Regions from separate parts of the Homo sapiens genome. Here region 1 is linked to region 2. A link is an interaction called in ENCODE POLR2A ChIA-PET data of the cell type or tissue named here. Cell type or tissue: B cell. All regions are shown on one strand. Links, peaks and the distances in the headings refer to the core of each region. The heading gives the core; the rest is flanking DNA.

Region 1 (2,911 bases), core at 95-2,594, 56 kb before region 2:
GCCAGTTACCAAAAGGCAAAAGAAAAGACCTTCTGCACTGCACAGAATATGATGATGAAAGACGACATTTCCTTTAGGCCTTTAAGAGAATATTGTTAGCATCAGGTCACAAGAAACAGAACTGGAGGAAAAAGACTTTTAGGAGCTGACAATGAGTTGAGGGAGAGCATTACTATTGTGCACCCTTTCAAAGAGGAGAGAAAATAAAAAATGGTGAGATGCAATAAAAGTTGAACTTTGGATTAAAAAAATCAGAGTCTCTTATAATTTATTAAGAGTAAATAAGTCCCTCAAGAAAATTCATTGTTTTAACCAATTATTTAGTGTGTAAGTTTTTTTTACATCAAAGCCCAATCTCTAGAAAGATCTTCCGCCTCAGCCTCCCAAGTACCTGGGATTACAGGTGTGCACCACCACATCCAATTGATTTTTGTATTTTTAGTAGAGACTGGGTTTCGCCATGTTGGCCACGCTGCTCTTGAACTCCTGACCTCAGGTGATCCACCCACTTCGGCCTCCCAAAGTGCTGGGATTACAGGCATGAGCCACTATGCGTCTGGCCCTATTTGTATTTTAGATTTGTGCTGTTCAAAAGGTTTCCCCAGTAAGCATATACTACTTTTATAATGAAAATTTTAAAATTTTTATGGATTTTGTTTTTTTCCCCCAGATTTACTGAGGTATGATTGATGAATTAAACAAAAAACAATACTGTATATATTTAAGGTGTACAGCGTGATGATTTATTTTGTGAACTGATGACACAATCAACTTAATACACATCTATCACCTCATACAATTATCCTTTTTTTTTGGAGATACAGACACCTAAGGTCTACTCTCTTCGCAAATTTCAAGTTATATTAATGAGAGCCACCGTACTGTATGATTTTAACTGTAGCCACCATGCTGTATAATGTTAACTCTGGCCACCATGCTGTATAACATTAACTCTAGCCACCATGCTGTTTATCAGACCTTCAGAACTTCACCTTGTGACGGGAAGTTACACCTTTAATCAGCATCGCCACAGTCTGCATTCCCCCAGCCCCTGGCAACCACTGTCCTATTCTGTTTCTGTGAGTTGTGACAGTTTTAGATCCACATATGAGTGACATGCAGTATCTGTCTTTCTGTGCCTGGGACGTTTCACTTAACATAATGACTTTGGGTTCATCCACATTGTCACACATGACAGGATTTCCTTTGTTTTCATAGCTGAATAATATTCAGTTGTGTATACACACCACATTGTCATTAAACACCAAAAATTTTTAGGTTGTTTCCATATCTCGGGTATTGTGAATAACGCTGCAATGAACATGGGGGTCCAGGTGTCTCTTTGAGCTTCTGATTTCATGCCCTTTGGATATACACCCAGAAATGAGGTTGCTGGAGCACATGGTAGTCCTGTGACTTTTGAGGAACCTCCAGAGTTTTCCACAATAGTTGTACTAATTTACATTCCCACCAACAGCACACAGGGTTCCCTTTTCTCCACATCCTCACCAACACTCACTATCTTTTGTCCTCTTGGTAACAGCCATTCTAACTGGAGCGAGATGAGATGATACTCATTGGGGTTTTAATTTGCATTTCTCTGGTGCTTAGTGATGTTGAGCATTTTTTCATACATCAACTGGCCATTTGTATGTCTTCTCTGGAAAAATATCTATTCAAGTCCTTTGCCCATTTTTAGCAGGGTTGTTTTTTAGTAGGGTTTAGTAGGTTGGTTTTAGTAGGGCTTTTTTTTTTTTTTTTTTCTATTTTAGATACTAAGATATCATTAGATATATGGTTTGGAAAATATTTTTTCCCAACCTGTAGTTTTGCTGATTTTTTTTCTTGGCTGTACTGACACTTCTTAACTTTTAAAGTGACTAAAGTAACTGCCACTGTATAAAATTAAAGTTTTTCATTTTCATTATGCGGAGAAGACAGACTTATCTATCCCAGGAATCAGTATAAACACAGAACCCACTAAAACAAGAGAGATTTTGCCAGAAAACCCCATGTGACTCTTTGGGCCGCAGGTGCCTCATCTAAAATCGGGAGAGGTAAGCTGTGAAGCTGACGGCAGCCACTACCGACTACTGAGGGCCATGCTTTCTCACCCCGAGGCAGGTGCTGCTGTCCTCACTCTTTACAGGTGAGGAACCACGGCTGGGAAAGGCCATCACCCTCACATGGTTATATCAAGGCCTGTGTCTGAACTGCTATTCTACAATGCCTCTATTTTCCTTAAAATAAAGACACTCTAAAAGAAATTTATTCATTTTTACAAAGGAAATAAAGTAGAAATTAGATTCCTACCCTGTGGCAACAACAGTGTTCTTTGCTCTTATGTGATGGATGGACCCGTCCTCTATGCACAGTGCAATGACACCACGGCACTCCCTGTTCTCTATCAGGAGATCCAAGGCAAAATACTCCACAAAACAGCTGGTATCATATCTCAGAGACTAAAAGAAAGAAAAAAAAAGGGCAAGAAGTGTTAAGCCAACCTTTAAGGTTTTAAGGTGATATCTGCTCATGTGAATAGGTGAAAGAACTTGATCCAAATGGACCAGGTAAATCCAAGGAGATCAGCAACAGTGTCAATGACACTGTCAGAGCCCGAGAGGCATTCCACGCCCAGCAGTACAAACAAGGCAGGTGTGCTAGAGAACGCAGCAGCAACAGCTCCTATGTTGGTGACATACTTCCTACTTCTACACAACCCGAAGAGGCACTCCACACTGTCCGGTGGCCGCATGCAGCTCCACTCGGAGTCTGGTGCCAGAGTGAGGTCCGCAGACCATGGGGTCACAGCCCAGATGGGAGCTACTGGCAACACATAACCACTTAATTAATTAAAATAAATCAAAGCGTTCAGCTCTTCAGCTACACCTGCCACATTAGCAACAGCCCC
Region 2 (2,911 bases), core at 211-2,710:
TAGTTCACAGAGCTGCCAGCTCTTGGAGAAGCCACTCTGACCAGTGTTTTCACAGAGGTTAGAAGCTGCATCAACTTAAGGAACATCACAAACACACACATGGCCCCACCCAAGGACTTCACTGTCAACACACACATTAACGGGGGGGAAGGGGGAGGCAGCACACCAAAATCAGCATTATCAAAAGGACTTCACCATCAACACACATTAACGGGGGGAGGGGGGCAGCACACTAAAATCAGCATTATCAAATGAACAGATAAACATTACCAGGCTACACAGAGTTAAGTGCATAATTGGCATAAAGGCTCTTGTTATCCCAAGAACACAGGGACATTCACACTCACATCCACAAACCGTCAAGTTCTGTAACAGCACTAATAGCAGGAAGCTTTTCTCCAACTTTGACCAAAGAAGCTAAGGCAAGAGAGACTCGGCCACCAGGGAAGGACCCAGCTCTGCTGCAGGAAGGGGAGAGAACGGAGTCGGGTTGTACTTTTACTCAGAAGCACAACGACCATCTAACAGAGGACAGAGTCATCAGGGACACGCTAAGAAGATGGTGGGTGAGGTTCCTGTCCTCACCTTAGGATGGCATCAGGGACCTGCCTGAGCTTCAAAGATCACACCTGCACCAAAAAGCCAGGTTAACTAAGAGACCTTAACACCAAGAGGGGGCCGACCGCTCCTCTGAGTAAGCGCTCCTTCAGCGACAGAGCTGGCGCCTCACGTATGCTTGCGGCGTAAGGCTACAGGTGAGCCTGGCCTGAGCATCAGTTCTGTTCTTTGCTTCAAGATCACCAAGGTAGATGAAGAAAGTCAGCTTGTGGCATCCTCTATGCTTCAAATATTTCAAACAGGAACTCCCGGCAACATAGGGACATTCACAGCTGCCTCTGAGGTCTCTGAGGAGTCTAGGATAGTCAGGATTGTTCTGTGGCCCCCAAAATACCCAAATAAGTGGACGAAATGCCCATGACGTAGTCCTATTCTCTGCTGCTTCTCCTCGGGGCACAGTCTGACCCCAGTCCAGGACAGGGAGAGGGAAAACGCCATCCCCGTTTCAGCAGCAGGAGAGGTGGTTGAGAAAGGCCTGGCTCAGAAGCTCCAGAACTGAAACAAAGGAAAATTGGAAATGATACCTGACATGCAGGTGAAACCTAGAGGAGAAGGCCACAGACGCTGGAAGAACTTGGTCTTGCTGTCTCTTCCACTGACAGAGGCACTAGAAGCTTCACTGAAGGACCCGCATGTCAGTTCTGATGGAAACACCTGGTGTTTACAAATTATCTGTCACCACAGACTCTGGACCCATCAACCTGCCGACGGCTGACTGCACACAGACGTCAGACAAGTCAGTAAAAAAAAAAAAAAAGATGATGATAATTAAAAAAAAAAAAAAAAAAAGAAGCCCCAGGTGGGGCGAGTCCTTCAAAGAGTGGCTCAGTTCTGCAACAGGTGTGACCCGGCCCGGAGGGAGGGCTGCACGTGCTTTCTTCAGGTGGCCTCCAGGACGGCGGCTTCCAGGGCCAGCGCTTCCGCGGGCTCCTCCTCGTAGTCTGACAGGTAAGACTCCAGGCTCTGCCTGGCCAGTGCCTCCCGCCGGGCCTGCAGCCGCTCGCAGCGCGGACAGCTTCCAGACTTGAAGCAGGCTTTATGGTAACACGCTTTACACTCTACTCAGGTTGGGAAGGTGGGGGAGAGAAGAAAACAATTTGTATTATCTCCAGCTAGAGGTCAGTTGCTGCCACAGCCCCTTCTCGCCACCAAGGCGTGGTGTCCCCTGGGGAGGCCCCGCGAGGTGCTGAGTGGCACCGAACTCTTGCTAACAGGGGTGGCTCTGGGGAATCAAGGAGCCCTGTGTTCAGGCTCACTTGCCCGATGCCTGCACCTGCCCTCACCTTCACAGGTCCGGCACTTATGGAGCTCAAAGGGAAAGATGATGTCATCCTCATTCTGACAGAACTCACAGATGAAGCCTTTGGCTTGGCAGAGCTGGGGAGGAAAAACACAGATGGCAAAATGAGGAGCGGCACATCAGGAACTGGCACGGGAGGGTGAACACCGAGGAGGGGAGTGGTCTACAGGGTTCTGCTGCCCACAGGGAGGAGGCCTGGGCTGGACTCAGAAGCATGAAAGCTAAACTAGGACCAGGGCCGGGCAGCGTTAGACAAAGCTTTAGGCAGAAGATCAGACAGGCACCAGCCGGAGAAGCTCCGACCCCCAGCGCGGCTCTCCATGAAGAGAGGAGAAGGAGGAAATGGCACCACAAAGGGCTTCCTAAGCCGACAGTCCCATCTGGGTCATGATTTTATTTCAGAATAGGAACCACAAGCAATTAAGATAAAATGTGGAGACGAGGCTGTTCCTCAAACACAGCTCCAAGCCTGGAGTCAGGTTGTAGTGAAGGATTTCCAGTTCCTCCCAGACACACAGGGTTTCCTACCTGTGCCCAGCTCGAATTATGGGACGGTCACAGGAACATAAACTGGGCATAGGCTAAGACAGGAAGTTCTAAAAGTGTAATTTCTGCATTTTCAACATGTTGAGTAGATGACGACAATAACGACGTGCGTTTGAGGAATACATAAAGTATACAAAACGCTGTCATACAAATTACCCCATCAACCCTCAAAAATACTGAGAAGAAAGTAAATTATTCTCTTCATCTTAGAGCCAAGAAAATCGAGGCCTCAGAGGGGACAAAGTATTTATTTTGGTCATAATGACTGAGAACAACAAATGACGGCCGAGGGTAGACTCCCTCTCGATTCCAATCCAGAGCTCTCCTCTCACATCATGACAACTGCCTTTTTTTTTTCCACTCTTGTCGCTCAGGCTGGAGTGCAGTGGCATGATCTCGGCTCACTGCAACCTCCGCCTCCTGGATTCAAGCAATTCTCCTGCCTCA

What was found. Peaks named below come from ENCODE experiments on the same cell type or tissue, not always from the same donor. Only the 100,000 strongest peaks of a DNase experiment are listed, where the experiment ranks them.
Region 1: POLR2A ChIA-PET joins it to region 2 with 6 read pairs; 2 of 35 experiments call an interaction of 5 or more read pairs at or near these places.

Annotation. Positions count from the first base shown.
Region 1 is chr3:197,617,427-197,620,337 of GRCh38, forward strand. It overlaps the pseudogene SDHAP4. Among named protein-coding and RNA genes, the nearest start is that of MIR922, 56 kb to the right of the region's middle. In B cell, for the core only: no CTCF peak of the experiment used is centred there; no DNase peak of the experiment used is centred there.
Region 2 is chr3:197,673,521-197,676,431 of GRCh38, forward strand. RUBCN (rubicon autophagy regulator) reads right to left here. Exons shown (of 20, transcript NM_014687.4): 19 at 1,902-1,995; 20 at 1-1,676. The coding sequence ends at 1,498. MIR922 (microRNA 922) reads right to left here and starts at 1,056; the gene lies at 976-1,056. In B cell, for the core only: no CTCF peak of the experiment used is centred there; DNase peaks (open chromatin) are centred at 619 and 1,421; H3K27ac peaks cover 1,918 bases.